Regions from separate parts of the Homo sapiens genome. Here all the other regions are linked to region 1. Evidence: chromatin contacts called from ENCODE Hi-C or POLR2A ChIA-PET data. All regions are on one chromosome and are shown on one strand. The core of a region is the stretch at or near the end of the contact, and the rest is flanking DNA. Distances in the headings are between cores, read along the strand shown. Region 1 holds the start of IFT122 (intraflagellar transport 122). Region 2 holds the start of LINC02014 (long intergenic non-protein coding RNA 2014). Region 3 has its middle 31 kb from the start of RPN1.

Region 1 (3,940 bases), core at 451-2,950:
TTGAGTGACAGGTTAAATTACTTGCAGAACAGACACGAGAACCCAAGTCTACCAAATCTTGGTCTAATACTTCTCCCCCATACTGTTATTGAAAAAAGCTGGCAAGGCAAGGTGGCTCATTCCTGTAATGCTAGCACTTTGGGAGGAGGAAGTGGGAAGATCACCTGATCCCAAGAGTTTGAGACCAGCCTGGAGAGCACAGTGAGATCCTCGTCTTTGCAAAAAATGAAAAAAAAAACCCAAAAAAACAAAAAAAAACAAGCAACCGGGCGTGGTGGAGCATACCTGTGGTCCCAGCTACTAAGGAGGCCGGGGTAGGAGGACTGCTTAAGTCCGGCAGGTCAAGGCTTCAGGGAGCTATGATTGTGCCACTGCACTCCAGCCTGGGTGACAGAGCGAGACCTCATCTCAAAAAAAAACCCACTAAACTAAAACTTCATTAAAGTTCCAATGTGTCTTCTATGATGAAAACATACTTTTAAAATTAAAAAAAAAATTTCAGTAAAGTGTATCCTAATCACTAAACCACAGATTGTAAAAGGTGGATGGGTCTAGAGAGATCATTTAACCCAAGTTCTTTTCTACAAATAGGGAAACTGCAAGAACTAGAATTAGAATCAAGGTTTTCTGATGTAATTTGGGGTAAAATAATTTTGAGGAGCTGGATGGATCTTATGAAATGATATTGTTTACAATTTTAGAGATAAAAATACTGAAGCCTGGTGGAATCAGCACAAACTCTTAAGAGACTGGGGCTCAAATTCCAGCTCTACCAGCTGTAAGTTTAGCAGCAAGTTACTTAACATCTCAAAGTCTCGGTAAAAGACTCTGTAAAAAGAAGGTGATGCCTCTTTCAAAGTAGTTCTTAGTATTAAATTTTGAAAAAAGTAGGTAAATCTTAACCTCCTATCACACACGTAGTCTAATGACTTCCTAGGATCCTCCAACCCCAAGGGGACCTCTTTCACAAAACCTCCCGGCTCCCCCCCAGTCTCCCTAGTCATCTTAGATGAGGAAGTCGAGCGCACCCCAGGGCTGATCGCACAGGAAGAGCACCTGGGCTCCAGACCCTAGTAACTAAACCCGTGGGCTTCGAGGTTTCTGCCGACCCTCTGTCAAAGGTTAGAAAGGCCCACACACTGTCCACTCTCCCGATACCATTTTACAGGTGGTGAAACTGAGGCCCAAAAGGGGACAGTAACTTACCGGAGGTCATTCGGCGGGTCTGGGACTAGGCGCTCACTAGAGGTGACGGTGGGGGCAGCTCCGCGGTCCCCCAGACTCAGACTCTCCAGCCCAGTCGTGCCCATCGAGCAGGGTCCGGCTGCAGCAACGAGCCCAGCGCCGCAACGCCCAGGGTGTGGGGCGGAGTAAGATGTGAAACCTCTTCAGCTCACGGCACCGGGCTGCAACCGAGGTCTGAATGTTGCGAAAGCGCCCCAGACGCCGCCGCTGCTTTCCGGCCGCCCCCTCGGCTACAGCCGCCATTTCCACGCTCCACCAATCAAATCCATTCTCGAGGAAGACGCACCGCCCCCACACGCCCCGACCAATCGCTCGCGCTCTGGTTGCGCTGGCGCCTTAGGGGCTCCAGTGCCACCATTGCTTTTGCTGCTTTTCTGGCTTTCCCTTTCGGACATGCGCGCTCGGAGCAAGGCGCCCTCGCACTCAGCTTACCGCGCATGTACGTTGCCAGGGGTAACGCAGGTAGCCAAAGTGGCTTGTGGAGTGGCGACCGTTAGTGAGGCGGTTGCTGAGACAGACGCTGAGGCGGGTAGGAGGAGCCCGAGCCGTAAGGGAAGCCGTGATGAGGGCCGTGTTGACGTGGAGAGATAAAGCCGAGCACTGGTGAGGAGCGGGGCGGTTCGCGAAGAGCAGGAGGTCGAGTCCTCGCGGGGAGTGCGCGAGCCGCTGCAGCGTGTTTGAGGGGGGCAGCGGGCTTGCTGCCTGGGCCGAGGGCACTGAACCCCGGCCTGGGAGACTGCAGGGTCGCCCTCCCGCCCCTTGGCGGTTGGAGAAACTCCCGAGGGTTGGAGAGCGGCAAAGGGAGGTGCCGCGCCTGAGGTGGTGGCGGGTGGAGGCGGCTCTTCCCTCACGGTCTGGCCCTGTCGCTGCCTTGGATTCATCTCACACCCACGAGACAGCACGAAGCTGCTCAAGCTTCACAGTTCTTGCCACATCCACATAGTACCCATACTCTTGTTTTCTTGACGTTTTTCTCTAAATTGTCTCATTTATTTTAATTATGATTTCACATTTTACAAGGAAACTTTATTACTCCATTTATGAAAACCAGTGTCACTTGCTCTAAATGTTAAGATAAAATCAGCGTCGCTTGCTCTAAGTGTAAAAGTAAAACTTAAAGTAGGGAGAAACAAAACTGAACAAGCTGTAGCTAGCTATTGTTGCTAGGGAGCCTTTAAACCTGAGATCTCGTTTCTCTAAAACTGGAGATGGGCAGGTATGATCAGAAAGGTGCTCAAAATGAGCACCAAACACAAGCTCTCCTAATTGGGAAGTCTGAAAAAGAACTGAAGGGGAATGACTTTGTCACCTTTTGATTCAGTTATTTAATGTCCTATTCCATTGTTATCGCCTAAATCTATAACATAGCAGTCTGTTTTGTCATATTCTTACTTATGGGATAGGTCTTGGCCTGACTTTGAAAATCATTCAGCATTGTTGTGAAGCCTCTGTTCTGGCCACTGGAGCAGGTTACTTGTCTTTGGTTCTGTCCCTTCTGAGATCTTTCTCTGTGTAAAGCATGCCGTCTCTCCTCATCTCACACGGAAATCCTGAACATCCTTCAAGGCTCACGTTGGAGACGGGTCCTCTCTTTTGTGTTCGGCACTAGTGGTAGCTGACACTATGTGCCAGGTGCTGGCTAAGCACTTCATATCCTTTATCTCGTTGTGTCTTCACCACTCTCTAAGGTAGGTACTATAATTTCCTCTATTTTATGTATGAGGAAACTGAAGCCCAGAGAGGGTGGATAATTTGCCAGCGTCACACAGTGAGGGGTGGAACCAGCTTTCAAGCTCAGGTCTTCCTCACTCCAACGTCAACGCTCTCAGCCACTACATTAATTTTTCCTTATGTTACAGACGTGGCAAACTCAAATGTCTGCAGGAGACAGGCAGGTAACATAAATGGGAGATGTTTATTTGCATCTTCAACACTAGGAATTGTATGTTTTCCCTAGGAATAGTCTTGTATTCTGTACCCCATTTTTCTTGAAACACAGCCGTATCAGTGAATCTTTCATTTGTACTTTTAATAGAGATTTGAGTTTTAAAAAATCATTTTACTTTTAACTTTATTATAAACGTACCTATAGCACAAGCTGATGATAGCTGGCAACTGAACATTTGGCTTCAATGTCAGAGTAATAGAGTGTGGCAAACTGCAGAGCTCATGCTCGGCCTAAAAGGGGCAGCTGCTGCTCAGCTCCTGCCAATTACCACCATGCAGGAATTTGGCCTAGTGTGCTCAGCTCTTCCTGTTTTTACCAGAAGCTAGGAATCTGGGTTTTTATGTGAAATGGCCTAATTTTTAAATGTTAGCATCCACTCTGAAAAAAAAACAAAACACCGTGTGGGCCAAATAAAACATTTGCTGGCCGAATGCAGCCTGATTTGCTCTGTTTTCAACCCCTGGCACAGAATTTTGTTCATTTCTCTCTTGTGGTACTTCCAGAGTCTGTTGAGCATAAGAGTTAATTTTTTAAATCTGTTTAATTCAGAAGTCTAATAAACCCGTTAAAGGCAATGGCTATGTCTTACTCGTTTCCAAATTATTCTAGAGACAGGTCAGTGGTTGTTGTTACTATGGATAGTAATAAAATACTAGATATATATAAAACGAAATACTGTGGGTAGATGTATTCATACGTGAATGAATGATGAATAAAGATTGGTTTTCTGGTTTTTGGCCCATTACA
Region 2 (4,037 bases), core at 1-2,500, 650 kb after region 1:
ATTAAATCAGAAATTCCATGTAGAATTGTTTCTTTTTTTAAACACAGAGTTTGAACAACTGACTCTTGACGGACAGAACCTTCCTTCTCTCGTCTGTGTGATAACAGGTACTGCCTGGGACCCTGGGTGTCTGTTTGGTTGGGGGATGGTGGAGGGGGAGGGGCACACAGCCTTTACCCTGTGCTTCCCACGATCTTGTCTCCTTAATCCTCACTGCAGCTCTCTGCCATAGGGTCTTACACTGCTTGACATGCGGGAAACTGAGGCTCAGAGGGTTTCACAGCAGGGCAGGGAGCCCAGATTTGAATCTGTAGATACCAAGCTTTCTACTTTTTCAGTAGTTTCCAAGCATCTTTTTTTTGTTGTTATGTCATTGGTGTCTTTTTTTTTTTTTTGAGACAAAGACTCTGTCGCCCAGGCTGGGATGCAGTGGTGCGATCTCAGCTCACTGCAACCTCTGCCTCTCACATTCAAGCAATTCTCATGCCTCAGCCTCCAGAGTAGCTGGGACTAAAAGTGCCCACCACACCCAGCTTATTTTTGTATTTTTAGTAGAAACAGGGCTTCACCATGTTGGCCAGGCTGGTCTTGAACTCCTGACCTCAGGTGATCCACCCGCCTTGGCCTCCCAATATGCTGAAATTATAGATATGAACCACTGTGCCCGGCCATGTCATTGGTGCCTTAACCAAGCTTCTTTTAATTTTTCAAACAGAAGAGCCCCTGTCCCAGTTACTGCTGCTGAGCCCTTTCAAGATGATTCAGTGAGGAGGGAGAAAAGCGGAAGCGGTGTGGGAAGAGGCGGGGTCTGGGCCAGCTGCTGGTCCTGCTCTCCTCCCTCCTCTGGCCTCTAGGCTCCCAGGACTGGTTTGGAACCCGCGCCATGTGCTCTGGAGGCTGTGGCAGGGCAGGTGCGGCTTGGAACCCGCGCCATGTGCTCTGGGGGCTGTGGCAGGGCAGGGGCGGCTTGGAACCTGCGCCCTGTGGTTTGGGGGCTGTGCCAGGGCAGAGGGAGTCCTCTTGTCCCCTGTGCACAACACAGACAGAAGGCTGGGCCCACCCAGTGGGTGGTCGCGTGCCAGGCCAGTGCTTACCCCGCCTTGTTTGCAGCCCGAGGCCAGCTGGTTGCAGGTGCAGGGCTATGCATCAGGGGTCAGGGTGCACATACCCCTGCAGGTCTTGGGGCTCCTGAGTTGCTTCTGGAAAGGCCCAGATAGGGCCTGACTGCAGCTGCCGAGGGGTGGAGCTTCTGGGAAAAGGATCCCTCCTAGGGGGGAGTGTCTTGGGCCTGGGGCTATGTGGCAGGGACAGAGACGGGTTCATGGCAGTGTCTGCTCTTCTCTGTGAAGGCAAAGGGCCTCTGAGGGAGTATTACAGCCGCCTCATCCACCAGAAGCATTTCCAGCACATCCAGGTCTGCATCCCCTGGCTGGAGGGCCGAGGACTACCCCCGCTTCTAGGTGAGAGGCCAGCAGGAGGCTCAGGGAGGAGGCGGGGCCTTATGCAGGGGGAACAGGGGTGGGCGGGGTGTACCTTTTCTGAAAAGGTGGCTCTGGAGGCCACTTGGGGACAGGACCTGGGCTCTAGCTGAACTCCCGGGAGAAGGCTACTTCCTGGTGTGCCAGCCCCTCCCTGCCAGGTGGCCCCAGAGGCCCTTTACCAAGGGGTTTGAGGAAGCCACGTCCTTTCAGCCTGCCACGCCCTCCATTCAGTCCTCTTCCTTCCTGCAAGAGGGCTGGGCCTGGGGTTGGGGCCACTGTTGCCCAGGTGTGGGAGGGCAGTGGCTTTGGGAGGTACAGGGACGATGAGTCAGACAGCGTCGCCTCACCAGTGAGATGGTTCTCCTTTGCCTCCGTCTCTTTCCCCATTGATTTCTCCAAGTGGGGAGTCGTGGCTTGTTCCTGATGCGTCTCTAGAGCCACATCTTCCAGCTTCGAGTGAGCAGAGCTGTTGGAGGCTGAGGGCCTTTTCCTGGCAGGATTCTCCAGCTAGTCTTTGTTTTAGACAGTCTTGCTCCGTTGCCTAGGTTGGAGTGCATGATCTCAGTTCATGCAACCTCTGCCTCCTGGGTTCAAGCAATTCTCCCACCTCAGCCTCCCGAGTAGATTACAGGATTACAGGAGCTCTCCACAACACCTTGCTTATTTTTGTATTTTTAGTAGAGACAGGGTTTCACCATGTTGGCCAGGCTGGTCTTGAACTCCTGACCTCAAGTGATCCTCTCGCCTTGGCCTCCCTAAGTGCTGGGATTCCAGGTGTGACCCATCATGCCTGGCCCCAGCTAATCTTTAGAAATGTTTAGCTATTTGGCTTTATTTTCACACTGACAGCTGGTTTGTGGTGGGTGTGCTGTGGTTTATTATTATTATTATTATTATTATTATTATTATTATTATTTTGAGACGGAGTTTCGCTCCTGTAGCACAGGCTGGAGTGCAATGGTGCGATCTTGGCTCACTGCAACCTCTTCTTTCCCAGGTTCAAGTGATTCTCCTGCCTCAGCCTCCTGAGTAGCGGGGATTACAGGCACCTGCCATGACGCTTCGCTAATTTTACATTTTTTTTTTTAGTAGAGATGGGGTTTCACCATGTTGACCAGGCTGGTCTTGAACTCCTGACCTCAGGTGATCCGCCCGCCTTGGCCTCCCAAAATGCTGGGATTACAGGTGGGAGGTGAACCTGGGAGGTGGAGGTTGCAATGAGCTGAGATTGTGCCACTGCACTCCAGCCTGGGTGACAGAGTGAGACTCTGTCTCAAAACAAAACAACAAAAAAATCAAATTGTGGTTACGTAGAAAAAGTGTCAACTTACATTTTCAGATGTCCCAGCCAGGCCGTGTGGCTGCTTGGCCAGCTTAAGCCACTTGTGGTTGGGGATGTCGGGGGCCTTATCCAATTTTCACTCCCCTCGGGGGGTGTTGCCTCACTGTGCTGGGAGGATTTGTGTTCCCGGGGCAGAGACCAGCGCTCTGGCCACACCCCTCTTGCCTAGCAGGGTCGGTGGACCTGGATGTCTGTCTGGACACGTCCTCCAGTGGCCTGGACCTGCCCATGAAGGTGGTGGACATGTTCAGGTGCTGTTTGCCTGCGTGTGCCGTGAACTTCAAGTGGTAGGAGCAGAACCCGAATTTTTTCTGGGGATAGCTTCACAGATCCACCGCTGAGGGGGAAGCAGTGCAGAGTGAGCTGCCCACAGTGAGGCCCTGCCCCTCGGTCAGTCCAGCACACACTGGAGGCCACGAGGAGGAGCCCTGCGGTTACTGTGGCTGGGCTGAGCCTCACTGAAGTAGTTGCTTCCATTTAGAGCTCATGTTACATTTAGGTTGGTACAAAAGTAATCACGGTTTTTGCCATTAAAAATGGCAATTACTTTTGCACCAACCCAGTATGAAAAAAAAAAAGCACCTTAAATAACAGAACTTCACTCGGGGCTTTTGCTCCTAGAGTAGAATTGGCGGGAATTGCCTGCAGGCTTACATGGTTTTCTTTGTTTCTTTCTCTCCCACCATGTCCCTTTTGGCCAAGCTCACGTGGTGGGTTTGAATCAGTTAAATGAGTGTCATGCTGTGGCCTCACTCCACCCAGCATAGACGGGTGTTTGGAAGGGTGGAGTTAGAGGAGATTCTAGAAGCAGTAGCCCCAGCAAAAGTTGCGCCCTTGGCCCCTGCTCAGGAGCCGGCCCCTGGATGGGATTCAGGGATGTGAGCCTCTCGTGTGAGCTGAGCTGAGGGAATGTCGGGATCAAATCTGGTGTCCTAGAAAAGTCATCTTTTATGTGCTGAACCAGTCCCCAGGGGGTTGCCTTTACTTGTTCCTTGGCCATGGAATTAAGAAAAACATGCAAAAATAATTCTTCAGTCCTTGAAGAGCATCCAGCACAGAAGGTACAAACCTTCCTTAAGGCTCTCTCCTCAAATCGGTTTGACCATTTTGATGTGCACCCCCCCCAGGCTTTTATACCCTTCAGATGCCAAATCTAAGAACCACCTCCCAGAAGCCACACACCCTGTTCCAACCCCCAGCCTGGCTTGAGCGTG
Region 3 (4,110 bases), core at 114-2,613, 760 kb before region 1:
AGAGACAATGTGTAGCAGTTAAGGCCAGAGCCTTCCACTCCACACCACCCAGGAATTGCTATGGCTGTTCTGTGACCTTGGCCAAGTTACTTCTGCTTTCTTCACTGTCCTTATTTGTCAAATGGGAATGCTAGTACTAATCACCTCACAGAGTTGTAGTAAAAACTGCAGGCTGGTGTAGTGGCTCACATCTGTAATACCAGCACTAAGGGAGGCAGAGGTGCGAAGATAGCCTGAGGCCAGGAGTTGGAGACCAGCCTGGCTAATACAGAGAGAACCCCATCTACACACATGCACCTGTGACTGTAAAGACTACGTGACTGTTGCTACTACATTATTATTATTATTAACAGAGGACACTATTAAGAATCCAGCATTGTAATCTGAATACTCATTTTAATCCTTCCAACGATCCCCCAGATCGTTGTCTCATTTCACGAAAGAAAAGGAGCCTCTAATCCCATCCCTACCAGGGTTTGGCAAAGTGGGCAAGTGAGAGGCTCAACCATGAGCTTCAGTTCCTCCTCTGTAAATGGTAACAATGGCACTGTCACAAAGAGGACCAAGTGAGACCACAGGAGGCCCGTGTGTGTGCGTGTGTGTGTGTATGTGCCAGAGACAGAAAGAGAGAGAGAGACAAAGTTTCACTCTTGCTGCCCAGGCTGGAGTGCAATGGTGCAATCTCAGCTCACCGCAACCTCCACCTCCTGGGTTCAAGCAATTCTCCTGCCTCAGCCTCCTGAGTAGCTGGGATTACAGGCATGCGCCATCATGCCCAGCTAATTTTGTATTTTTAGTAGAGATGGGTGAGTTCTCCATGTTGATGAAGCTGGTCTCGAACTCCCGACCTCAGATGATCCGCCTGCCTCGGCCTCCCAAAGTACTGGGATTACAGGTGTAAGCCACCCAGCCCGGGCTTTTTTTTGGGGGGGGACGAGTGTCCCTCTGTTGCACAGGCTGGAGTGAAGTGGCACGATCTCGGCTCACTGCAACCTCTGCCTCCTGGGTTCAAGCAATTCTCCTGCCTCAGGCTTCCAAGTAGCTGGGACTACAGACGCCACCACGCTGGCTAATTTTTGTATTTTTAGTAGAGACGGGGTTTCGCCATGTTGGCCAGGCTGGTCTCGAACCCCTGACCTCGTGGTCCGCCCGCCTCGGCCTCCCAAAGTGCTGGGATTACATGCTTGAGCCACCCCGCCGGCCGGCCGTTCTTAAACGCACGACTACTTCCCTAGCTTTCCAGCACCAAATCCAGCGGCCCCACCCGGCCACGCCCCCACGCCAGGCCATGACCCCCATATGGCTCACTGCGCAAGCTCACACCCAGTCCCAGGAAGCGAGCCCCACGTCGCCCCAGCTCTGCATTCACAGCCGCCAAGCGGTCCCGGAAGCCGAATGCCGGATAGGTCAAAGACAGCGCCGCTGCTCCGGCACTGCCGCCAGAGGGCGCGGAGTCGCCGTGTTGGCCTGCACCTCCCTTGTCACGTCAGCCGAACGGCTACGGCAATGGAGGATTTTGCCGTATGCGACGACAGGATGACTGCTTCCCCTGAAGCTTCACCAAACACGGAGAGGCTTTCCTGTCCCTGGGAGACGCGGTGATGTGACGCAGCGGTTGCAGCGAAGGTTTCTTGTAAAAGATGGCCGCTGCGGAGTTGCTAGGTGTCTCCTGGCAGGCGGCGGCCGCACCACAAGATGGCGGCCCGCCCCAGGGTCCCACACGCGGGGCTGCGGAGGCGGCGGCCCCGAGGGTCCCCGCCCCTTGCTGGCCCTGTCCCCGCGTGCGGGGCTGCGACCTGCCTTTGTGTGCGGGTGGAAGTGCGGGCCGCCTTGGGGCCGAGTTGCAACTTCGCGACACTCCACTGGAGTGCGATGAGACGATGAGATGTTACCTCCTAACACTTCGGGAGGTGGGCAGCATGGCAATTCCTAGTAACCTCAACGCGATTCACTCAGACTTCCTTTTTCCCATCCTGAGCCGCAAAACCAGGAACTGGTGAAATAAATCAGGCCATCTTTCAGAGGAATGGCCTGCCACCGTTAAAAAGAGCAAAGCTGCAGTTTATGTACTAATGTGGAACCAGCTCTGAGATAAATTAAGTGAAAGAAAGCAAAGCACAGGAAAATGTGTATAGATATGCCTTTGTGTTTTTAAACAAGAAGACCCACATAAATGAAGATATGAATGTGTAAGCATAGTATAGCGGTAATGGTAATAGCGATCGCCCAGCCTAAGGAAGGGAATGGAGAGATACGGAACAAGGATGGGAGGAGACAGTTTTCATCTAAGACCGTTGGGTTTTCTGAGCTTTGTACCATGGACAGGTGTTAATTTTAAATTTTTTGTAAATATTTAAATTATGGCTTAAAGACAAGTTCTTTTGTAAGGGTATAAGGGCAGACTAGCACATAGAAAAAAAAAGACTTTTTTAACCTGGAACCAAGACATTTGATAAACATTCATGAAACTCAATTTTCAAGGATAAAAATTTCAAGGTCAATACTGTAGTACTTACAGCAAAGAATGCCAATCATTGTGACAGCCTGAGCCCTCTTGAAAGCTAGTTTTTGTTGGCGGGGGGTCAGAAAATTTGGCCTGGGAAGCAGGAGGCACTCGACCTATTTGCTGATGCTGAATGCCTTTCTACTGTAAGCATACATAGTCTCAATGGCTTCTTCTGATTTTGGTATATCTTAGGCTTTTCGGGTTAATATCGAAAACAGTGGCAACATTGAGAGTTTGAGCCAAGTTCTGCCTTAGAATCATCCAGAAAGGTGTTTCCACTGCCTGAAAAATAAGTAGTAGCAGTTTCAGAATTGGCATTGAGTTTGGAAATCGCCTATTTGAACTTGAAAGAAGTGTTAGTCCTCCATCCTAAAGCAACAACCATACTGAGCCTTTACTAGTGTGCCAGGCACTGGAGAAGAGGGTATTCTTTTTTTTTTTTTTTTTTTTTTTTTCCTGAGACGGAGTTTCACTCTTGTTGCCCAGGCTGGAGTGCAATGGTGCGATCTCGGCTCACTGCAACGTCTGTCTCCTGGGTTCAAGTGATTCTCCTGCTTCAACCTCCCAAGTATCTGGGATTACAGGTGCATGCCACCACACCCAGCTAATTTTTTTTTTTTTGAGATGGAGTCTTGCTCTGTTGCCCAGGCTGGAGTGTAGTGGCATAATCATGGCTCACTGCAACCTCCATCTCCCAGGTTCAAGCGATTCTTCTGCCTCAGCCTCCCTAGTAGCTAGGACTACAGGCACGTGCCACCACGCCCAGCTAATTTTTGTATTTTTAGGGAGATGGGGTCTCATCATATTGGCCAGGCTGGTCTCGAACTCCTGACCTCGTGATCCGCCCACCTCGGCCTCCCAAAGTGCTGGGATTACAGGCGTGAGCCACTGCACCTGGCCACACCCCGCTAATTTTTGTATTTTATTTATTTATTTATTTTGAGATAGAGTTTTGCTCTTGTTGCTCAGGCTGGAGTGCAATGGCACGATCTCGGCTCACTACAACCTCTGCCTCCCAGGTTCAAGCGATTCTCTTGCCACACCTTCTCGAGTAGCTGGGATTACAGGCGTGTGCCACCATGCCTGGCTAATTTTGTATTTTTAGTAGAGACGCGGTTTCGCCACGTTGGCCAGGCTGGTCTGGAATTCCTGATCTCAGGTGATCCGCCCCCCTCGGCCTCCCCAAGTGCTGGGATTACAGGTGTGAGCCACTTCGCCAGGCCAAGAGGGCATTCTTACATGGGATAATTACACATAGCACTCTGGGTTGTTGAAGGCATTAAATATGCTAATAAAAGTTTAGCCAAGTTACCTACCTGTACTAAATGCTCAGTAAATATTAGCTATAATTGTTTCAGGGAATCCCTCAGTTGCTTGATAAAGTACATTTTTGCCTCTGAGACTTTTTGAGGACTTAAAAATATGCTAGTTCTGTAGAGCTCTTACTATTTTCATCATCTTAGAGGCCACGTGGAAAGAATTTAGATTCTTATTGTGGAGCCTACAGTAAGTTAATTAACCTTTCTTTTTTTTCCTTTTTCTTTTTGTGTGTGTGTGTGTGTGTGTGTGTGGTGTGTGTGTGTGTGTGTGTGTGTTGAGACAGA

The links. Hi-C counts contacts between places; a loop is a spot of excess contacts on that map. ChIA-PET counts read pairs that join two places held with the same protein, here RNA polymerase II (POLR2A). Pooled maps may share reads with other maps.
Region 2: a loop to region 1 is called in a pooled map, with 6 times the contacts of the local background. The contact joins the promoter of LINC02014 here to the promoter of IFT122 in region 1. A Hi-C loop is called at or near these places in 1 of 168 maps with a recorded cell type or tissue (tibial artery), 2 of 37 single-sample maps with no recorded cell type and 8 of 50 pooled maps. POLR2A ChIA-PET finds 5 or more read pairs at or near these places in 2 of 52 experiments (PC-9 and Panc1).
Region 3: a loop to region 1 is called in a map of naive thymus-derived CD4-positive, alpha-beta T cell, with 24 times the contacts of the local background. The contact joins the enhancer-like site here to the promoter of IFT122 in region 1. A Hi-C loop is called at or near these places in 1 of 168 maps with a recorded cell type or tissue (naive thymus-derived CD4-positive, alpha-beta T cell) and 7 of 50 pooled maps. POLR2A ChIA-PET finds 5 or more read pairs at or near these places in 5 of 52 experiments (CD4-positive, alpha-beta T cell, MCF 10A, activated T-cell and 2 more).

What each region holds. Positions count from the first base shown.
Region 1 is chr3:129,438,524-129,442,463 of GRCh38, forward strand. IFT122 (intraflagellar transport 122) reads left to right here and starts at 1,701. Exons shown (of 30, transcript NM_052989.3): 1 at 1,701-1,848. The coding sequence starts at 1,808. It overlaps MBD4 (methyl-CpG binding domain 4, DNA glycosylase), which reads right to left and starts at 1,425. Exons shown (of 8, transcript NM_001276270.2): 1 at 1,207-1,425. The coding sequence starts at 1,310. RefSeq lists enhancers at 1,255-1,334, 1,425-1,564, 1,765-1,974, 2,125-2,174, 2,205-2,254 and 1 more.
Region 2 is chr3:130,093,054-130,097,090 of GRCh38, forward strand. LINC02014 (long intergenic non-protein coding RNA 2014) reads right to left here and starts at 1,251. Exons shown (of 5, transcript NR_146710.1): 1 at 1,095-1,251. It overlaps ALG1L2 (ALG1 chitobiosyldiphosphodolichol beta-mannosyltransferase like 2), which reads left to right. Exons shown (of 8, transcript NM_001136152.1): 4 at 48-107; 5 at 1,350-1,460; 6 at 2,996-3,110. RefSeq lists enhancers at 1,744-1,823, 3,718-4,037.
Region 3 is chr3:128,679,433-128,683,542 of GRCh38, forward strand. No RefSeq gene overlaps it. Among named protein-coding and RNA genes, the nearest start is that of RPN1, 31 kb to the left of the region's middle. RefSeq lists enhancers at 1,088-1,780, 1,255-1,384, 1,495-1,664 and a silencer at 1,725-1,944. Within about 2 kb of position 1,364, at least 40 of the 41 ENCODE cell types and tissues checked have a DNase peak (open chromatin) inside an H3K27ac peak, as active enhancers do; they include CD4-positive, alpha-beta T cell, where a contact is called at or near this core.